Linked DNA regions of Homo sapiens: region 1 is linked to region 2. A link is a loop called in an ENCODE intact Hi-C map of the cell type or tissue named here. Cell type or tissue: Caco-2. All regions are shown on one strand. Links, peaks and the distances in the headings refer to the core of each region. The heading gives the core; the rest is flanking DNA.

What was found. Peaks named below come from ENCODE experiments on the same cell type or tissue, not always from the same donor. Only the 100,000 strongest peaks of a DNase experiment are listed, where the experiment ranks them.
Region 1: it touches region 2 in a loop (30-fold over the local background); 11 of 110 quality-filtered maps call a loop at or near these places.

What each region holds. Positions count from the first base shown.
Region 1 is chr12:55,441,780-55,452,789 of GRCh38, forward strand. It overlaps OR6C2 (olfactory receptor family 6 subfamily C member 2), which reads left to right and starts at 2,297. Exons shown (of 2, transcript NM_054105.2): 1 at 2,297-2,380; 2 at 9,548-11,010. The coding sequence starts at 10,435. LOC124902940 (a long non-coding RNA gene) reads right to left here and starts at 10,794. Exons shown (of 2, transcript XR_007063324.1): 1 at 10,707-10,794. In Caco-2, for the core only: a CTCF peak has its summit at 4,701; no DNase peak of the experiment used is centred there.
Region 2 is chr12:55,615,740-55,626,749 of GRCh38, forward strand. No RefSeq gene overlaps it. Among named protein-coding and RNA genes, the nearest start is that of OR10P1, 16 kb to the right of the region's middle. In Caco-2, for the core only: a CTCF peak has its summit at 4,170 (motif pointing left); a DNase peak (open chromatin) is centred at 4,052.

The sequences.
Region 1 (11,010 bases), core at 1,391-9,390, 170 kb before region 2:
GATTAAGAGATTGAAGTAAAGACAGGCATAGGAAATCACAAGAATATTGATTGGGGAAGTGATAAATGTCCATGAAATCTTCACAATTTATGTTCGGAGATTGCAGTAAAGACAGGCAAAAGAAATTATAAAAGTATTAATTTGGGGAACTAATAAATGTCCATGAAATCTTCAAAATTTATGTTCTTCTGCCATAGCTTCAGCTTGTCCCTCCATTCAGGGTCCCTGACTTCCCTCAACAAACATTAAAGAAAAATAAAACTCCCTTGGGACTAAGTTTATTTCTTAGCCTTCTTTTTTCTTTTTCTTTTTGTCTACAGACTGTGGAGCAGAAAATTGATTTACATTCAATCTCTCCTACCCAGGCTAACCACTCAAAAACATGATCCTCTTTTAACATGCTGGATTCTTACTTGTATATATCAATAATCTCACTCATTATTATTTTTAAGTGCCTATTTACACTTAATTACAGATACTTTAAACTTAAGAGATTTTTAAGGCAGAGCTATGTCCTTCTGAAAAAGTCCCACACCCAACAGAAATTACATACTTAATGTTAAGATATTGAGTTAATAGATTCAGAGGCTGAAACAAATAATGTGGTAGCAACATCACTGGCATGTTCTTGCTGTGAGATGGTTTTAATATACCTCAAAGAATGACTAAATTTTATTTTTAACTTGGGGAGGTGAGATATGGTTGGATCTTCAAATCTAATTCCCAGTTGTTTGTGGATCTTCTCTATTCCCATTCATACCAAGTGCCAAATAGGCCAATTCTTTTATCAGTTTCTTTATAGCAAACAGGTTAATTCCAAATTCCCATTCATAAAGCCACAGATGCTTTTGGTATATATCTACCTTTCAGATTATCTCAGGTGATGACTTTACTAAAATTTTCACTACTGCAGCATAACCTAGGCTGTTGCTGCTATATTTTCACTTCAAAGGAAGTCTACAGGTCAAGAAATAAATTTCTTTTAAATGGAGGGGCCCTGAATAATCATTAAAAAATCTACGAAGTGTACATAAAAACATTCAACATATTCTATAGACAATTTTAATAGTATAATTAAGTTTAACAATGTTGATGGAGCAATGGTAATCTGCAAAATTAAATGAATTTCTAATATCATTATATCAAAAATATGCTATGTATAAATAATATGTAAATATTATATAACTATATATTATATATAATTGAAAATAACATAGAACTACACAAATACTTGACAATGAATCTAATGATGGAAGCATAACATACACAAAAGAAACAATAAAATCTTATTGATAAAAATTTACATAGAGGCTATGACTTTCATATCTCTTTGTTATTTAACCTTAAGCAATACTTCTGGCCAGCCCTCCAAACCTAATTTTGTGCACTTTTAAAGCATTCACAGTCAGTTTGAGATGTTACTTTTAAATACGCTTATTTAAAAATCCCAGAAACAAACATTACAAAGCTGGAATGCATTGAAACAGTGGTTCTTAATGGTGTGAACTGTTTTTGAAGGTCATCCATGTAATGATGGTCTTACAAGACATTGTCTGTAGACAGAATAAATAATATATCTGACCTATGTAATTTCTTCTGTTTTTCAAATGTAAATAAGTTATCCTATGATTAACACAATATGAACTGATTTTACAATATCTCTGTATACATAGTAACTTTCATCCACACTGATTTCCATATATGGTAGATACTTCACCAAATTATATTATGGGGGATTAGATTAAGCAAAATATTTTGATTATTAAAAAACAGACATACTCATATCCTTATAAAAGTGTATTAGGAAATAGAATCAGACTTGTGCATTATTTTTCTCATTAGCATGGGCACCAGGCCTCTATCTGATGCTATTGTTCTGCATTACTCTCTCAAAAGAAAGTGTCTCTGTTGCCTCCTATTTTAGTTGCTTTGCCAAAGTTAATTACACAGAAGCTTCATTAGTGATGTTTGAACCTGGCCACTAAGGATCCTCTATTTATTCATATGATCCCAGTGCACTTCCAAGAGATAGAGCAGAAAAAATAAATATTTTGGGGATAGAAAAGCTAACTCTCTGCTCTTCTGAAATCAGAGGAAATCTGTTGCTTTCCTCCCTTACATCAAAATTTCTTACCATTATGACAGAGTCCAAGGAAAATATTTCCAAAGTGTAAAATAAGGAAGTTTCTAAAAAGAGTGTTTATTGTAGCGTGAAAATGCAAAACTAGGAGACCTCAAGATCCTTCAGGAAGTACCTGAAGGTTGATGATCAAGTTAAACCAGTACAAAGTTACAACTTCCTTAACACAACACAGTTCAACCCATTAGGGAGCTGCCACCTGAAATCGTGAAAAATTATCAAAACAGTAAGTATTTTAAGGTAGGTATGACAATTACTTTCTCATTTGAGAGATAAGAGAAAGAAATTTTTGTTGGAGTACTCTTCTGTAATTTTGCTAGTTTAAGCTTGTTTCAAATTTTTAATATGGAAAACTGTAGCGAACATGTTTTTAAACTATTAACAGATCTTTGACAAGACTAAACATCATAGCTAGGACATATTTATGCATTCCTGTGTAGTCACACATGCAGTAGTTTGTGGTCACCCATAAAATATAAAGGACACACAGAAATATGCTTCCAAATCCTTGGAATATATACAAAAAAGCATATTACATTGCTTATATTACATTGCTTATAATGTTAGCTTTTTTCTAAATTGTAAATATTCTCTTATGGTTAAATGTCTGGCCAGAAATAATTCAATCCCTCATATTTATTAGTTCAACAAAAATGCTCCCTTAATGTCTAAGTGACACTAAGACCGAGAGACCTTTGTGTTGTTGCTCATGATGCACTGCACTGCACAAGACGATCAAGGCGTAGAAGACTATTTCACTAAGATAGCTTTTTCCTAGTGTGTGTTCAAAGGGAGAGGCATGAAAACGAAGATGACAGAAAGGATGTCAATTCTCAGTTACTTCATAGTTTATGCTGCTTATTGCACTTTTCATGACCCTGAAGTAGTTGGGAGAAAATTAGTTCTTAAACCAAAATCAAAGAAAAAGGCATAGTAAATTACTAGTACACTACTTTGCTTGTATAAAAGCAAAACTTAGAATACATTGACTTTATCTAACAAAGTCAAAAATGGTATTTGCATGAAAGAGGATTGAGGCAACATGAAAAACCTCAGAATATTTGAAAACAAGGAACTGTTTTTCTTTCCTGGAATAAGATGATGAATAGTGTGAGAGTTTCGCAAAGAGACCAGTTTTGGGGGCAGTAAGGTAATCAAAGGCAACAGTTTTAGTTTTATGGATTTCTTGAAAAACCTTGAGAGTTTCACTAAGAAGTACTAAGAAGTAAGCATATGTGACAAGCTGACTGTGTCTTACTGGCCAGTATGCTCTGTTAGCATCTTCATTCTCATTATGCCAGATTCGTACCATCTCTCTTAACAGATTTGTATTAGGCTTTCTGCATAAGTATGTATTTTCCTGTAATGGTACCTTTAAAGCAAGATGGGCCTTGCCATATGTATCACATGGGATTTTATGAAGCACATGTCCATAAGAGTAAGGAATTCATTTTCCCAGGCCCAGAAGACTGATGATATTTGCAGTAATTTTTTATACGCAAAGCAGGTGAAAAAGCATTCATATAACAAACTAATTGGTATCTTATAAGGAGATACAATTTCATTGAGTGATGGAGAAATAGCAAGAACCCTAGAGACTGTGTTGTCAGATAAGACATATGTTTGTAGCTACCATTATAAATAATTAATGCAGGCTAAGGACTGGAAGCAGTTATTGCTCCATGAACAGAAATAAACTCATTTCCTCTTGCTGAAGAATGTCATAATGGTCAGAGATGACATGAACAAAATAAGACCCATAATGCAAATTAAAGAAGCCAGTTAGTATTTTAGTCATCCTTCATTTGTGCCTGAAATTATAAATATATAAATTAGGTGATTGCTGATGGCATAAGGGACAACACTGATAGGCAGCTTAGATGATGATGTCAAGGGCGGGCAACAAACTTCCTTAATTGCCTAGGTGGTTCTCAAATATTGATGTGCATATGAAACTCTTGGTAATTATACCACAGCTATTCTAATTTCTAATTTATCCACTAGGGCCTAACCTCATTTGCCTATTTCCTGGCTAAAACGTATTAGCTCTGTGTCCCAGAAAACTATACTTGTGACAAATGTCTTTGATATTTCTAATTCAGAGAATTATACACACTAAATAACCTAGTCAAATGCAAGTATTTCTGGAAGAATAAAGTAAAGCATTGGATAAACACTACAGTAGTAATTTCCTTCTTTCCTTCTTTCCTTCCTTCCTTCCTTCCTTTCTTTCTTTCTTTCTTTCGTGAGACGGAGTTTCGCTCTTGTTGCCGAGGCTGGAGTGCAATGGCGAGATCTTGGCTCATCGCAACCTCCACCTCCCAGGTTCAAGCAATTCTCCTGCCTCAGCCTTCCGAGTAGCTGGGATTACAGGCATGTGCCACCACACCCGGCTAATTTTGTATTTTTAGTAGAGATGGGCCTTCTCCATGTTGGTCAGGCTGGTCTTGAATGCCCGCCTTGGCCTCCCAAATTGCTGGGATTACAGTCATGAGCCACCGCGCCCGGCCAGTGGTAATTTTAGTGTAAATTAAATGAGTTTCAAAATACAGAGCCTCGCCTTGTGCATGGCTTGCATCATATTTTCCAACAGCTAGGTGGAAGCATATCCTAACACAGAATTTAGTGGATGTGCTCTGACAGGAAAGCAAAGAGAGAGAAGGATCCAGAGCTGCTTAATTCCTTGAGAAGAGTGGAGAACTCCATGCAATAAATGCACACAGCCAGTATACCTCAGGGAATCAGGCAAAAAGAGGTTGGGAATTTAGAAAGTTGAGTGTGGAGAACAAAAGCTGTGGAGGCAAAATACACTTGTCACAACTTGTCTTCTGAAAAAGAGGAAGATATATTCACTCTTAGTCAATACAATATAAAGACTGAAAAAAAAATTAAAAGTGCCATTGCATTTCTGAAGAGAAAAAGAGATGAGAGGCTGGTTAAACTCAAAGTTCAGGTAAAGGATCGTGTGAGAAGGTGAAAAGTAGAAAAGGGCAAACCATAGGTCCAATAATTAAATAGGTAAATTTTGTCTTTAAGACCGTCAGAACAAGTATTCTATCTCCTCTCCAAACCGTATTGTTGAACTTACACCTGTAGATGCAATTCACCGATAGCCTAGTCTATTCACAAGGAACTTAGACCAGTGAGTCTAGGGCTGAATGCTATTCTGCAGAATGTGCTGCAGCCTGTTAATACTTACAGAAGTTACGATTCATTTAGATAGTCTCATGGTCCTCACTATATACGTTTTAACAGTTTTATTGAGGTATAATCTATACTAAAAACTGCACTTGCACACAACCATGAAACCATCACCACAATCAAGGTGATAAACATATCCATCACTCCTCCAAAGTTTCTGTGAGTCTTAAGTTAGTTTTCTTGGATTCTTTTTAGTTTTTGGGTTTTTTTTTTTTTACATAAACACTTAACATGATATCTATTCTCTTAAGCCTTTCCAGTGCACAATAAGGTTTGTTAACTATAGGCACCATGTTGTTCAGCAGATCTCTAGAACTTACTCATCCTGCATAACTGAAACTTTATAACTATTGAACAACAACTCCCCATTTTCCCATCACTTCAACCCTTGGCAACCAAGATTCTAACTCTCCGCTTCTGTGAATTTGACTATTTTACATGCCATATATAAGTATAATCATGCAGTATTTGTCCTTCTGTAACTGGATCATTTCACTTAGTATAACCTCTTGTAGGTTCATCTGTGTGGTCACAAATCACATGATTTTCTTCTTTTTAAAGCTGAACAACATTCCATTATTGTATTATATATTCCACATTTTCTTTATCCATTCATCTGTTGATGGACATTTGGGTTGTTTCCATATCTTGGTTATTGTGAATAATGCTCAATATTTAAGAGTAAAGTTAGTTCTTTAAACTCCTTATTTCTATAATTTTGCATATATACCAACAGGTGGGATTACTGGATCATATAGTAGTTATATTTTAAATTTTTTGAGGAAAGTTTCATACTATTTTCTATGGTGGCTACACCATTTTACATTTCTAACCAGAGTGTACAAGCGTTTCTATTTCTCTATGTACTTGCCCAAAGTTACCTTTTGTTTTGTTTTTCTTGTTTTTTAATAGCCATCCTTATATGTGTGAGGTGATATCTCATTGTAGTTTGATATGCATTTCCCTGATAATTGATGATATTAAGCATCTTTTTATATACCTTTTGGCCACTCATAAGTCTTCTTTGGAGAAATTTCTATTCAACTCTTTTGCCTGTTTTTAAATTGCATTGTCTTTTTTATGCTATTGAATTGTAGGAATTTTTTATGTATTTTGGAGATTAAGCCCTTATCAGATATATGGTCTGTAAATATTTTCTCCCATTTCATAAGTTGTGTTCTAAATTCCCCAGCATTCTCCAAATTACTACCATTTATCTGTTCATTTTGAAAATATAAGGATGAGTGAATTTGTATAACATTAATTAGAAATTAATTAATTTAATTATAGAAAAAAATTTAAAAACTGTTAGCTGAGTAGTCACAGTTATTTTTTCACTATACCTGGTTCCAAACTCCTGAGAATTCCAACATAGCAAAGAAACTTAACCATGATTACCCCTCCTGAGGGGTAATAGAATCACCAAAAAAGACAGGATTAAAAAAAAAAAAAAAGACCTAAAACTAAACTTTTCCTACCCACATATCTTTTACCTTATCCTGTATCTGGCTTCCATTCACTGCAAAAAAAAAAAAAAAAGAAAGAAAAGAAAAGAAAAAAGAAATATACTGCTATTGTAGCGTTGTTTTCCTTAACTCAAAAGTGTTGGGTCATAAGAAATTTAGAATGCTGTAGTATTTTAGGTGGACTGATGTACTGGAAAAAGAGGGAGGGGTTCTGACCAGGCAAAGAAAAGCTGAATAATACAGTGTTTTAAACTCCATGATTATTCCAGGCTATGGAAATGTAATGACATTATTTTTCTATTACAAGAAGTAGGTTTGTTCATATTTCTTTATGCTAAGTATTTTTGTTTCTCTAAAAACACTCCTCACTGAGGTTGGTTCTATTATAGCACAGAAAATTGGGCAACTAAATGAACCTTCTAATATGTGTAGAAAGAGATGGGTGGAACTAGAATTATGCAAATAAAAAGACTATTTCACTAATACATTCAGGTTGTATTAATCAGCAAATGTACTAGGAGTGTTGGTATGAAAGAAACAGACTTTAGGATATAAATAAGAAAGCAAATTATTTAAACAAAAAAGAAAATTCTACCTTGGTAATAATCATAAGCATAGCAGCAATTCTAATCTTCTTGACATTGCAGTATAAGCCTTTTAGCTTAATATTGTCTAAACTTTAAAATACTTTTTAAAAATGGGTTTTTCAAAAAAACTTTTAAAACTCTGCTTTTTAAGAGATAAAAATACAGATACAGTTGTATAAAAGGTACATTAACTCATTGAAAAATTGTTGAACACATGCTATGTGTCAAGCAGAGTCTCCACAGCAGTAAAAGATGTAACAGAGAAAGAACAAAGCTCCTATTCATAGTGTTTACTTTTGAGTGACCCTAAAGATCCACTGATCCTAAGAGTATTAGGATATCTTTGAACTTCTTGGGTATATCCATGCATATAATCTGTATGAATTCCACCTGATTTTTCCATAAGAGAATCCGAAGTCTCTCTTAGAAAAGAAATGAATCTTTAGACACATAGTAGGTGGTTTTGGCCTTTAAAAAAAGAGGAAAACAGAGAGTAAAACAATTCTAGTCTCTAGAAAATGATATATGAGAATCAAATTCTGGAAAAAAGGAAAAAAAAATTCTAAGTTCTTAGGAAGGAAAAGGTCAGGAAAGAGATTACTATAAACAACCAAGCAGATAACAATAGCATGTAAGGAATTATAATATCAAGGTAAAGAAAGAAATAGTTCAGAGAGCAAAAAAAAACTCTGGAAAATGTATTAGCAAAATAGCATTTGCAGAACTTTGAATTGAAAATAGTCTGGCCTTTTGTCTAAGAATGTACTAAAAATGATAGTGCAGTTTGAAACAGGTATGAAAATAAGAACTTTGAACCAACTGACAGGAATAAGCATTAAAAATATAGCTTACTGTCACTATGTAGACAAATCTGTTTTATTTCTTCACTAAACTTACCAAGAACCCTACATAGGCCAGATATAAGAGAAAATAAGGATATATAAAATATTGTCTCTAAAGAAGTTTACAGAAACATACGGGAGAAATACAAGTATAGTGAAGAGTATAATACAATGTGATATAATCCAAACCAAGTACATAAGTACTTGGGAAAAGACACAGGAGCATAGTTTCACATTCACTGTGTGGGTAAATGAACATTTCCTTGAAGAATCAATATGTATGCACCAGTCAGTCAAAAGATTAGCCTGTGCAGACAAGAGCATGTAGAAAATTGAAGAATTGCAAGTAGTCAATGCTAAGGCAACTTGAGCTATGAAGAAGAAAGGTAAGAAAATGGTAAGTGATGAGATGGGAAAATCAAGGAAGGTCCTGCCCATGAAGAGCCTGGCAGTCCACATGAAAGTGATTAACCTGTAACAAGCAATAGGTAACACCAGTGGAACAGAAATCTCAAAGAAGGAGCATGACTTGACTTAGAGCATGTGGTATGTGAGGTGTCTGTGGAACACCCAACTTGTGATGTATACTTAGCAATGCTTTTTACCTGATCTTTGGCTACATCACATACATGATCATCAAATCACCCTTGAAGAGTAGAGGGTAAGAAGAGTAACAAACAGAAAACAAGAAGCAGGAGGTCTGAAGATTATTGAGAATACCAATATTTCACAGATGGAGAAAGAGGAGACTAAAAAGAGAAACAATAAAAAGACAGATATAGAAAGAATATCAGTATTAGACATGAAGCCCATTGAAAGAATTATTGAACTTTAAAACAAAAATACTATAGCAATTACAGGCAGGATTAAAAACCTAAATGTGCCCTTAGCTTCAACAGTAATGAAGTCTTTGCAGATTCTTCAGGGGGTGGAGGTGAAAGTGAGGACACAGAGGGTTAAAGCATAAATTGAGTAGGGGTGAGATGAGGAGACGTTAATGTCTTTTTAAATTTTTTTTAATTTTATGCGTACATAGCAAATGTATGTATTTATAGGCCACATGAAATATTTAGATACAGGGAGGTAATATTAAATAAGACATCATGGAGAATGAGTTGTCCATCCCCTCAAGCATTTATCCTTTGAGTTACAAATAATTCAGTTATATTATTTGTTATTTTAAAATATACAATTAAGTTATTATTGACTATAGTGTCCCTATTGTGCTATCAAATAGTAATTATCCTTTCTATTTTTTTGTACCTATTAACCATTCCCACCTACCCCCGAACCCCCCACTATACTTCCCAGCCTCTGGTAAACATCCTTCTACTCTCTATGTCTATGAGTTCAACTGATTTGATTTTCAGATGTCACGAATAAGTGAGAACATACGATGTCTTTCTAAAGGACCTAAAGATATATTGAAAAAGACGCAGCCTAGAAGACTATATTTAGTGGTGTTAAATGTAGATTTGCTTCTGGAGCTTGAAAGGAAAGGAATCACAACTGAACATCAAATGAAAGCCTATGAGAATATTCATTTTGTAAAAACCTTGAACACAACTTTTTCTCACATTATAGATAAAATAATTGTACATCAACCCATCTACAGGTACTAGAGGGTTGAGAATAAGGAATGCCAGCAGAGAAGAATAAAAAGACCGGGGAAAGGCTCAGGGACAACGGTTGTATTCTGTTGTCATTGTTGTTTGTTTGTTTTTCAGGAAAAATGTAATTTAATCTTAATACAATCCTCAGATGATAACAACTGAAGAGAATTAATGTTATTAATTACCTGGATATATCCTATATTCAGAGTTTGTCCTGGACAAAAAATGTTTAAGTACCTATAAAATGACATCATTTCTTTCTAACCCATTTGTAAATCCATTCCATGTAACAAACTACAATCAACTGCATTTGTAAATTCTGATGGATAAGGAATGATCAAAGAAAAAGTTGGATTGTTTTACAAAACTTGATTTCTTAAGGAGATATCCACTGCTCATATATGTGAAATTTAGAAAGGTTATTGGAACACTGGCAACATTGATTATTCTATAAAGGGAGAAAATAAAAGTAGGCTGGTCAGCTTGGCTTCTAGATGCATATCCTTTTGCTATAGAATTCAAATATCTACCCCCTCATAAACCGTGATTTTTAAAGGAGGATTGGGTAGATATCAAAGAACAGTGATGAAAAACCACACAGTAATAAGAACTTTTATCCTGCTGGGACTGACAGGTGACCCACACCTGCAAGTTCTGCTTTTTATCTTTCTATTTCTCACCTACATGTTGAGTGTAACAGGGAACCTGACTATTATCACCCTCACATTGGTGGACCACCACCTTAAAACTCCTATGTACTTCTTTCTCAGAAATTTTTCCTTCTTAGAAGTCTCATTTACTACAGTCTGCATTCCCAGATTCTTGTACAATATATCAATGGGGGACAATACCATTACCTACAATGCTTGTGCCAGTCAAATATTCTTTGTTATTCTCTTTGGAGCAACAGAATTTTTTCTCTTGGCAGCCATGTCCTATGACCGCTATGTGGCCATCTGTAAACCCCTTCATTATGTGGTCATCATGAACAACAGGGTGTGTACCTTATTAGTTCTCTGCTGTTGGGTGGCTGGCTTGATGATCATTGTTCCACCACTTAGCTTAGGCCTCCAGCTCGAATTCTGTGACTCCAATGCCATTGATCATTTTAGCTGTGATGCAGGTCCTCTCCTAAAGATCTCATGCTCAGATACATGGGTA
Region 2 (11,010 bases), core at 1,114-9,113:
AACCCTATACTCAAAGGGTGGGGATTACACAAGTGAATAAACCAAGAGGTAAAGACTATTGGGGGCCATCTTAAAGGCTGCCTATCCTGTGGGCTTAGCCTCTTTATTTTACAAATGAGGAAACTGAGGCCAAGAGCTCATGGCCCTCCACTAGGGAGTTGTTCAATGTAAACACTCATTATACCCATTTCAATTAACAGTATAAAAAATTGTGTTCAATTTTTAGAAAACAAAAATGAGTGACTCTACATATAATTAATACTCAAAGTTGATTTCTCAAGAGAGATTACTTTCAAGAATAACAAGAGATGGAAGTTTACCAAGAGTTTCTTCTCTCTACTGTTGCCAATAAACCAGGTAAAGTCAATGGATGACAAGAATTCCAAATCCGGGACAAATTCATTAACAGAGAAATGAATGAGATGTTTGGAAAGATAGAAAAACGTGTTCCATGTGGTGAGAGATGACTTCTCACTTTTCTGCCTGATGCTAACATCTCCTCTAGCTCCCCCACCAAGTTTATATCTACATCTAGCCCCAGAAGAATGAGGGGCTTCCAGACTCCAACTCAGTAAGGAGAAGTTCCAAGTTTATTTGCCAGCAGGTCAGCAGGACCTCTCTTCCTACTACCTATCCCACTAATAACCAAGTCCTTACCACTCCTCAGCTCCCAGGGCCCTGTGGGTTTTCTGTAGGAAAATAAACCTAAGAGACAGTGTTGTCTTCAAACTTTCTCTTGCCTCATCCCCATTTTTTCCTCCAAATCTTGTATCTCATTTCAGTGTTCTACTTCTCTGCAAACCACATCCAATGTTCCTTCTATACTTCACCTTTATTTGAAATAGAATTGCCCCTATTAATAGAGGCATGAGGCAGACAAATGCCAAGGTAGATAGGGGCGGATCCCCAATGAAACCCCACCTTCAAGCCAAAGACAGTTTAAAGCCCAAAATCCAAGCTACAAGTGAAATCCACAGACCAGATTGAGAACCTGCCTTCCTGTTTGGTGCACTTTCCTCTGATTGATCTCCACCATTCACCTATTTTATATATGCCTACCCTTCCCTAATTGGTTTTTATAACACTATCGTGCCCACCTTTGAGTGATGCCTCTTTTTTTTTACTTTTTTTCGTACTCACAAACCAATCAGCATGCACTCCCCTATTCTGAGCCCATAAAAGCCCCGGACTTAGGCACATGGGGAGAGAGACAACCCAACTTCAGATGAGAGACCATCTTCCCATAGCATCTCCACCAAGAGCTGTTTTGTTGCTCAATAAAATTCTCCACCGTCATCACCTTCAATGGTGGGCATATCCTCATTCTTCTTGGGCATGGGACAAGAATTTAGGAACTGCTAAACAAGGGTATGAGTTATAACACAGGCGGGCAGGGGCACACCTGGCCCAGCCACAGGCTGAGCCAGTGCACAAGCCAAGCATGGCCCTGGCGGGTTGAGTGGGCGGGCTCTCTTCTGCGGCAGGTAGTGTGGCCAAGGAAGGCCCAGGCAGGGGTATCACCAGCTGGAGGTCCCCAGCTTGTTGCAAAGTGACCAAGAAAAATCCTGTGTCACTATTGCCCCATTACCTTTCATCCCTAGCCCCTCACCATGTTGCCTCTTTTGAGGTAACAGAGATGCAGAGATATCACCTTCTCTGAGAGGAGTTTATTCCCAACACTCACTCCAAATCATCCCCATTGACATCCATGGCACCATTAACCTTTCACTCTTTGAGACTAAACACTTTGAAGTCATCCCTGACTCTTCCCTACTATCTGTCACCCACTCCTGTTGTCTCTTCCCTTAGAATCCCTCTTGGATTCACTCTACTCCTGTATTTCAACAGCCCTCACATAGTCCACATGTCAAATGTGACCAACTGTCAGAGACTGCAGGAAATGGTCACACATTCTTTGCCTCCCTACAGCCACCCTCTTTGGTAGTGACCTTCTACACTGACTCTGGAATTGGCCATGTGGCTTGCTTTGGGCAATGTGACACCAGCAAACATAATGCGAGCAGAAACTCAAAAAACGTATCCTCTGACCACCATGTGAACAAGCCTGGGCTAGCTTACTAGATGACAAAAGACACGTAATCCACTTGCCCCCATCATCCCACCTGACAATAGTCTCACATACACACAAACCCCATGGCAGAACTCCCCAGCTGGCCACTGAGGAGGCATGGGTGAGCCTATCAAAGACCAACAGAAGAACTACCCAAACAAGCCTATGCTAAATTGCCAACCCACAAAATCATAAACTAAATAAATGATGTTGTATAAGCCATTAAGTATTAGGGTGATTTATGAATCAATGAAAATTAGCCAATACACTAACAAAAAGTAAATATATGTGGCAAACACATGGTGACCCTTGATTAAGGATCTAGGATTAAGAAGTTGAGATAAGAGAGTGTTTTCCCATGTAAGTTGAAATTGATTTGATAAAATCAGGAAGTTGAACCTGGTTTCTTCTCATGTATGGTCACAGACTACAGGAAGTTATCAAGGAAATAAGCTCTAAACAGGAGGCCAACTGAGGCAGAACTATTTCTTTTTCTTCTGGAGCATTCAATGCTCTCCCCACTGGGCAACTGGCTTCCAAGGTGAGACTCAGATGGGGATACTGACCTGGTGGATTTTGAAATTCTAGTCCCAAGGACCCTGACTTGAATGCATATTCTATGTGAAATAAGATTGTAAAGTCTCCAGAAAAGCTCAAAAGTCACTTGTGGCCTGAAGTCCCACACTCTCGTCGGGAGCATTTCTGGGCCACCCTTCTCCAAGGACTCTGTCCCCTGATAATAAAATTATCAGATGGTATATAAGAGAGGTGCCTAGAGCTGCCCACTCTGAATATGTATTTCTCAAAAAGTTCAGAAAATGGGCAGGAGGGCCAGGTGCAGTGGCTCACGTCTGTAGTCTCAGCATTGGGAAGCCGAGGTGGGTGGATTGCTTGAGTGCAGGAGTTTGAGACAGCCTGGGCAACATGGTGAAACCCCGTCTCTACTAAAAATACAAAAAAAAATTAGCTGGCCAGGCGCAGTGGCTCATGCCTGTAATCCCAGCACTTTGGGAGGCCAAGGCAGGCATGAGGTCAGGAGTTCAAGACCAGCCTGGCCAACATGGTGAAACCCCATCTCTACTAAAAGTACAAAAATTAGCTGGATGAGGTGGCAGGTGTCTGTAATCCCAGCTACTCAGGAGGCTGTGGCAGGAGAATCACTTAAACCCGGGAGGTGGAGGTTGCAGTGAGCCGAGAGCGTGCCACTATACTCCAGCCTGGTTGACAAGAGTGAGATTCCGTCTCAAAAAAAAAAAAATCAGCCAGGTGTGGTTGTGCACGCCTGTAATCCCAGCTACTTCAGAAGCTGAGGCAGGAGAATCACTTGAACCTGGGAGGCAGAGTTTGCAGTGAGCCAAGACCATATCATTGCACTTGAGCCTGGGCTACAAGAACAAAACTCCATCTCAAAAAAATAAAATATAATAAAATTAGCAGGGCATGGTGGCTCAGCTACTGTGGTCCCAGCTACTGAGGAGGCTGAGGTGGGAGGATTGCTTGAGCCCAGAAGGTGGAGGCTGCAGTGAGCCAAGATGGCACCACTGCACTCCAACCTGGGTGACAAAGTAAAAAAAAAGAAGAAGAAGAAAAGAAAATAGGCAGGAGGAGGATGTACCCATCTGCTTACTTCCCAAACTGAGTCAGTCTTGAGTGAATGTTTTTCTTTCCTTTCACCAAACCCCATAGACACACAATTTATGAGCCAGGTTAAGGTAAACAAATGCTGTATCTGCCAACAATATGCAGTCTCATATTAAGCACTAGCACACTGCATTAGTAGCTTGCAAATTTATCCCATCTTCCATTTCAAAGTTATTATGATGTGAAAATAATTCCTGTATAAGGCATCCATGGGAACTGTGGAATGGGAGGTGGGGGCTGAGGACCTAGGACATTGCTTTTAGCATGTCTACGTGTAGACGGGACCAAATTCTCAGGTCATAGACTCAATATTCCAGAGATAATCTGGGTAAATGGCTCCCTCTAGTGGGACATATTATTTTTGCAACGTCTCACACACACCACGTGTTAAGAAATTCTTGAAAGGACTTAAATTCTCACGCAGTGGAATCACTGTCCAGGAATGATCTAAACAAACACTTCCCTCTAGTGGAGACTTTTTTCTTTAGAAAATGTCAAACACTGAAGGGGAGTACTCACAGATTAATAAACTCTGCCTAAATACAATTGCCAAGGAGGAGCCTTAAGGGCACTCAATAAAAATTAAAATATCACCAGGCATGGTGGCTCACACCTGTAATCTCAGCACTTTAAGACACAGAGGCCGGCAGCTCAGTCAAGATCAGGAGTTTGAGACCAGCCTGACCAACATGGTGAAAACTTGTCTTTATTTTTTTTAATTTTAAGGAAAAATAAAGAAAAATTTAAAATATAAAAATAAAATTATTAAAGAAAATTGTTATAATTGACCATACATCTGCTCTTTCCACATCACACCTCAAGTAGGAAGGACAATAACTTGGAATTTTCTTTTCCTCCCTTTGTAATAATGTGTGCCAAGGTCTTCTATGAGGAGGAGGAGGACAATGGAGCTCAGAACTGCTGTAATTTGCAATGCTGTTTTAACATGTGTAAAGTAATTTTTGTTTTTATCCTCAAAAGGCAGCACCTTCTGGGTGGTGGGGATATGGATGAAGGAAGAAGAAAGGGGGGAAATAAAGGCTAAAGAAGAACTGAAGAGGGAAAGAAAGGAAAGGAACAAAAAAAATGGGAAGGCGAGAAGGAAGAAGGTGGGAGGGAGAGGAAATTAGGAACCCCGTAACCTCGAGGCTGCCATTTACAAATAGATTTTAAGGTGTTTTCAAAGGAAGGGTTCTCACAAATTACGCTGTACTTGGAAATTTCCTTGTAAGTACAAGATTTTTAAATATATTATTGAAATATGAAACTTGATTTGTGAAGACACAAAACTTTTTTTAACTTCTATTTAAAAGGTGAACATATGGATATGACCTGGCCAGATAGGTTGGATGCTTGGAACAAATCTAATGAGCAAAATTGTATTTCCAGATTTCAGTATTTCTAAGACCATCCATGGTTTCTAGATATAAGAATTGAGGCCGGGCACAGTGGCTCACACCTGTAATCCCTGCACTTTGGGAAGCCAAGGTGAGTGGATTACTGGAGGTCAGAAATTTGATACCCGCCTAGTCAACATGGTGAAACCCCATCTCTACTAAAAATAAAAAATAAAAGTTAGCTGGGCATGGTGGCGCATGCCTGTAATCCCAGCTGCTCGGGAGGCTGAGGCAGGAGAATCGCTTGAATCCAGGAGGCAGAGGTTGCAATGAGCTGAGATCGTGCCACTGCACTGTAGGCAACAGAGAAAGACTCCGTCTCAAAAAACAAAAAACAAAGAAAGTGTTATCAAAATCCCAAAATAGCAGAACTTGAGTAATTGGCATATGCGGATTCACTACAATCTTCTCTGTTCTGCCTGTCTGTAAAAAATGTTTAATTTTTTAACGTGTAAACATAAAATGGGTGGTGCTCAAATCAAATCACTAACTTTTTTGGTATCAGGTTTGATATACTTTCTAAATAAAAAGGGAACAGAGACAGACTTCAGCAGCCCTGATGAAGTAAAGCAATCACAGATCAAAGTCGGAAACATTTAAATGGCCACAGGCCAAAAATCAGTAGCCATTAGGCTTGTTTTTAGTTTAGTTTTAGAGAAAAGTTTAAAGCCTTAAAGCAAACGTGGCTTGAGTTCTTGGCCATTCTATTCATTGTATCTTGAAATCATGGTGATCTAAGAAACACTAAAATCTACAGATATATTTGCTCATCAGATTTGTCCCAAGCATCCAAACTGTCTCGCCAGGTCACATCCATATATTCATCTTTTAAGTAGGCATTTCAAAAGAAAAATTTCGCACCTTTACAAATAAAGTTTTACGTCTCAATAAAATGCTTTAAAAATTTATATTCAGAAGAGAATTTCCAAATAGAAAGCAATTTCTGGGAATCAATCCTCTGAACACCTTTAAATCAATTTGTACACAACAGTTTCAAGATTAGAGTCTCTCTCTCTCTCAATCTCTCTCTACCCCACCCCCCAAAAGAACTTTTCAACATCTTTCTAAGCTGAAAAGAGACAAGAAACTCCTTTTTGTTTCTGACAAAAGCAATTTTAAGGTGATTAAAGTAGCATGTTCCCAATATTTTTAAATGTGCATCATTCTCAGCTGGTGTTTATGTGAGAAAACTTCATATTTCATTCCAAAAACTCCAGACATTTCAACAAAAGCATTGTATAGTCTTGGGTTACATTCTAAATACACAGAGAGATAATTTGAAATAGGCGTCCTGAGAAAGAATGTGCGTATTGAATGTTGCTGGCTAGAAGACAGGCTATGTTGTTACATACAACGCAACTGTTTGTTAACAACCATGTTAATTGATGATCAGGTGTGATGTTTTAAGCATTTTCTATCCAAACATAATAGCTTGTTATTTATGATAACATGTTACTTTATTATGTTTTAGGCAATTGGTTGAAGGTTTAGGGTAGACATGTATCACATAATATTTTTTACCACTCAAAGTGATGAGAAATAGGTTCCCAGGTAGCATATTCACACAGAACATCTGATTTTCATGAACAGATTATTGATATTAAACAGGAGATGGCTATGTAAGGATTCAGATATCTCAACACAGCATTGGAAGCCTGAAGACAACAAAACAATACCTTAGAAATTCTAAAGAAACATTAATTCCATCTAGACTACTATACCCAGCCAACTCTCAATCAAGTACAAAAATAGAATACTTTTTTCAGATGTGCAAAGTACCAAAAATTGTATTCCACCATCCAATAGCACATGGAGCTACTGAAGTGTATACCCTCCCAAAACAAAAGTAAGCTAAGAAAGAGAAAGACATTGGGTCCAAGAAACAGGAGCTCTGATTAAAAGAGAGATGAAAGACATCTCCAGACACCCCAGATAGAAGCTATGCTGAAGGCTGGAGAAAAATCAGTCCAGAGGGCAGCCTATAGACACCCACCTTCCACATACTACCCTCCACCAAATACACCACAAACACCCATAGGCCCATCACACTTAAACTACACACAATTCACACCTCACTCATGGCAATACACACTACACACAGGCTACAGGCTTGGTCCCCAGAGTCTGTGACTAATAGAAATATTGGACATTCTTTGTCAGGTCTCAAGTTTAAGAAAAGACTGTCTTTCTCGATTCCAAAATCAAAACAGACCTCTGATGACCTTCCAAGCCAGAGGTCCCCTCCTTCAGTGGGGCAATTCCTCAAGAGCCTCTTTCTACTTCACACACACTCTGAGAGCATCACCCCCACTTTCAGGGGTCACCTAGCCCTTCAGTCATTCAGCCAACCATCCACATCTCCACCTATCCATCTTCTGTTCATCTGGCCAATTGCCCATCCATTTATGTGCCTATATGTCCACCAATCAATCAAGTTGACCACCTATCCTGGACTTGTCAGGGTAGTTTTCAGACCCACAAAGAGCCTTAACACAAACTCCTTTCTAGGGAGCTGATGTTCCACCTTCATTTCACATCCCTGTGAATGAAGCAGGAGAGCTACCCCTGGAGGAGAAAGCCTGGCTCAGTTTCTCTGTCCTTAGGCCCAGAGGCCTGAATTTTTTCCCAGAATGTTTTTGATCCAAGGTTGGATGAATCCACAGATATGGAACCCATGGATGTGGAGGTTGACTATATATATATGCACACAGTCATCCCTCGGTATCCATGGGGGAATGAGTCCAGGACTCCCTACAAATACCAAAATCCAAGGATGCTCAAGTCCCTACATAAAATGGTGTAGGATTTCCAGATAACCTATGCACATCCCCCATATGCTTTAAATCATCTCTAGATTACTTATAATACCTAATACAATGTAAATGCTATGTAAACAGTTGTTATACTCTACTGGTTTTTCCATTTGTATTATTTTTTACTGTTGTCTTGCTATTTTTCTTTTTTTTCCAAATATTTCTAATCTGCTGCTGGTTGAATCTACAGTTGCAGAGCCCATGGATCCTGAGGGCTGAATACATCTATATACAGTCATGTACTGCATAAGGACATTTTGGCTAATGATGGTCCACATATACAGTGGTGGTCCCATAAGATTATAATACCACATTTTTACTGTACTTTTTCTCTATATAGATACACAAATACTTACATTGTATTACAATTGCCTACAGTAATCAGTACAGTGACGTGCTGTACAGGTTTGTATCCTGGGAGCAATAGGCTGTACCATATAGCCTAGGTGTGTAGTATGTTATACCATCTAGGTTTGTGGAATTACACTCTATGATGTTCACACAATGATGAAACCACCTAATGAGTCATTCTCAGAATGTACTCCATCATTAAGTGATGTATAATGGTATTATTCATGACAGGATTATCTTACCTGATGGGGAAAACCCAATTATTCATTCCTAAAGAATAGAGTCTTTGGTGGTCTTACTCTACTGGTTTTCCCCTGCAACCAGCACACCAGACAATCCCTTGGGGGTTGGTTTGGCTTGGTTGGTTTGGGGTTTGGTTAGGATCACTATGTTTTCCCTCTTGGGTTTTAAAGTGAGCACCTTCCTGCTCCCATTGTATGACAACCCTATATCAATAATATAATCACCATCAATCATCCCACCTAACATGAGATTATCCTCTGTTTTGCTTATGTGTACAGTGTCCTGAGAAGCCTTAAATGGACAGAAATAAGTCTGAACTTCTAATTCTATGAAATCATTATTTTGTCCCTGGTAGTAGCATTCTTGCTATGTTAGTTAAGGTACAGGTTAATTGCTATACCAAAGAAACTCAATAGTACAGTGGATTAAATAAGATTAAAATTTCTTTTTCTGTAATGAAACAGAGATATGCTCTCCAAAGGTGAGAGGTCCAGACCTGCCAGTGTGGATCTGCTATACGAAGTGATGCCAAGATCCAGCTCCCTCCAATATCCTTGCTCCTGCCACCTCCTCAACTCCTCATACACAGGAGTATGAAGGTATGTGTTACCTCCATACCCTCATACTAACCCAAGGGAAGGGACAGAGAAATTCTGTGTAGGCAGCTTGAACATTAAGGAGATCACTGTCTTAGTATATTTTCTGCTGCTGTAAGAGAATATCACAGACTGGGTAATTTATAAACAATAGGCATTTACTTGGGTCATGGTTCTGGAGGCTGCTGGGAAGTCCAGAGCATGGTGCTGGCATCTAGTGAGGGCCTCTGTGCTGCAGGAGGTGGCAGCCAGAATAGCAAAAGGGTATGCACAGGAGAGAGAGCCCATATAACAAAGCCGCCCCCACAATAACCCACTCTCGAGAAAACGGCATTCATTAATCCACTCATGAAGGTGGAGCCCCCATGACCTAATCACTCCTTTAAAACCCCACCTCCCAACATTGTTGCATTGGGGATTAAGTCTCTGACACATAAATTTTGGAAGATGCATTCAAACCATAGCCGTAACCCAGAAGTTTCCCACATGAATTCTGCTCACATCATTGACCCAAATTTAGTGATTTGATCACATTTTAAAACAAGAAAGCTTAATAACAGTGGGTTCTTGCTTGACAACCAAGTGCCCAGCTAAAAATAGGGGAGTTTTATTGCTAAAAAGTTGAGAGTGAAATGGATAATGAAAGGCCATTTATACCTCCTTAATGTACTAATATATCTAAATCAACAAAGCCCAGAGTCACAAGGACAGGAAGCAAATATTTTGCAAGTCGTTAGGTTTAGTGGCAAGGGGTGCCACTCCTACTTCAACCCCTTGGTAACCAATGTATTTTGTATTTGTATTTTGGCTATTTGGCTATTGTATTTCGGTTATAGGAGAATACCACATATTGGTCTGGGGTTCAGAGCCTATGTCTCACCTATAAGAGATCACTCAAACTTTTCAAGGTTTTTTCTCCCAACTGGTGCTGTATTTGAGTTTTTAATTGGCCATTCTATTGTTCAAAAAAGGCCAGGTGGTTCTGGGGAATGAAGTTACAGGGTAATCCCAATGAGTCCTGTGAGCATTGGCACATTGTCTCACTTGTTTTGCTATATATTTTTTCCTTGATTAGATGCAATATTATGTGAAATATCATGACAACAAATGCAGCATTCAGTAAGTCCGTGGATGGTGACACTTGCAGATGCAGGCAGACAGGAAAGATAAATCCATGCCCAGAGTAAGTGATTATCCCAGTGAGTGCAGAGCATTGCCTCCTTCAGGCAAGGGGTACAATGTAATCAAACTATCCCCAGGCATATTAGTTACCCATTGCTATGTAACAAATTACTACAAAACTTCCCTGCCTAAAACCACAGACAATTATCATCTCACAGTTTGAGTTGGTCAAGAATCCAGGAGAGAGCAATGAGCTGGGTGCCTCTCGCTCAGGGTCTCTCACGAGGATGGAGTCAAGCTGTCACCGAGGGTGCAGTCACTTAAGGGACAACTGAGGTTGGAAAATCCACTTCTAAACTCATTCATGTGCCTGTTGGCAGGCCTCAGATCTATTTCCAGGTTCACTCACATGGTTGCTGGCAGGCTTTGGCTCTTCCTCATGTGAGTCTCTCCACAGGCTGCCGAGTGTCCTCAATATGGCAACTTGTGAGAAGGGGGAAGAGAAAGACAGAGACAGAGGCAGAGGAGAACCAGACAGGACCCAAGATGAAAGCCAAGTCTTTTTGCAACATAATGTCAGATATCCCATCACTTTTGCCATGTTCCCTTCATTAAAAGCAGGTCACTGGTTCCAACCTACACTAAAAGGGAGAGAATTACACAAATGCATGAGTATCAGAAGATGAGTTTCATGGAGAACTATCTTAGAGGCTGCCTACTACACCAAGCTATTGTTACTGGCAAGTTACACACTCAGCCATGGCATAGCCAGACCA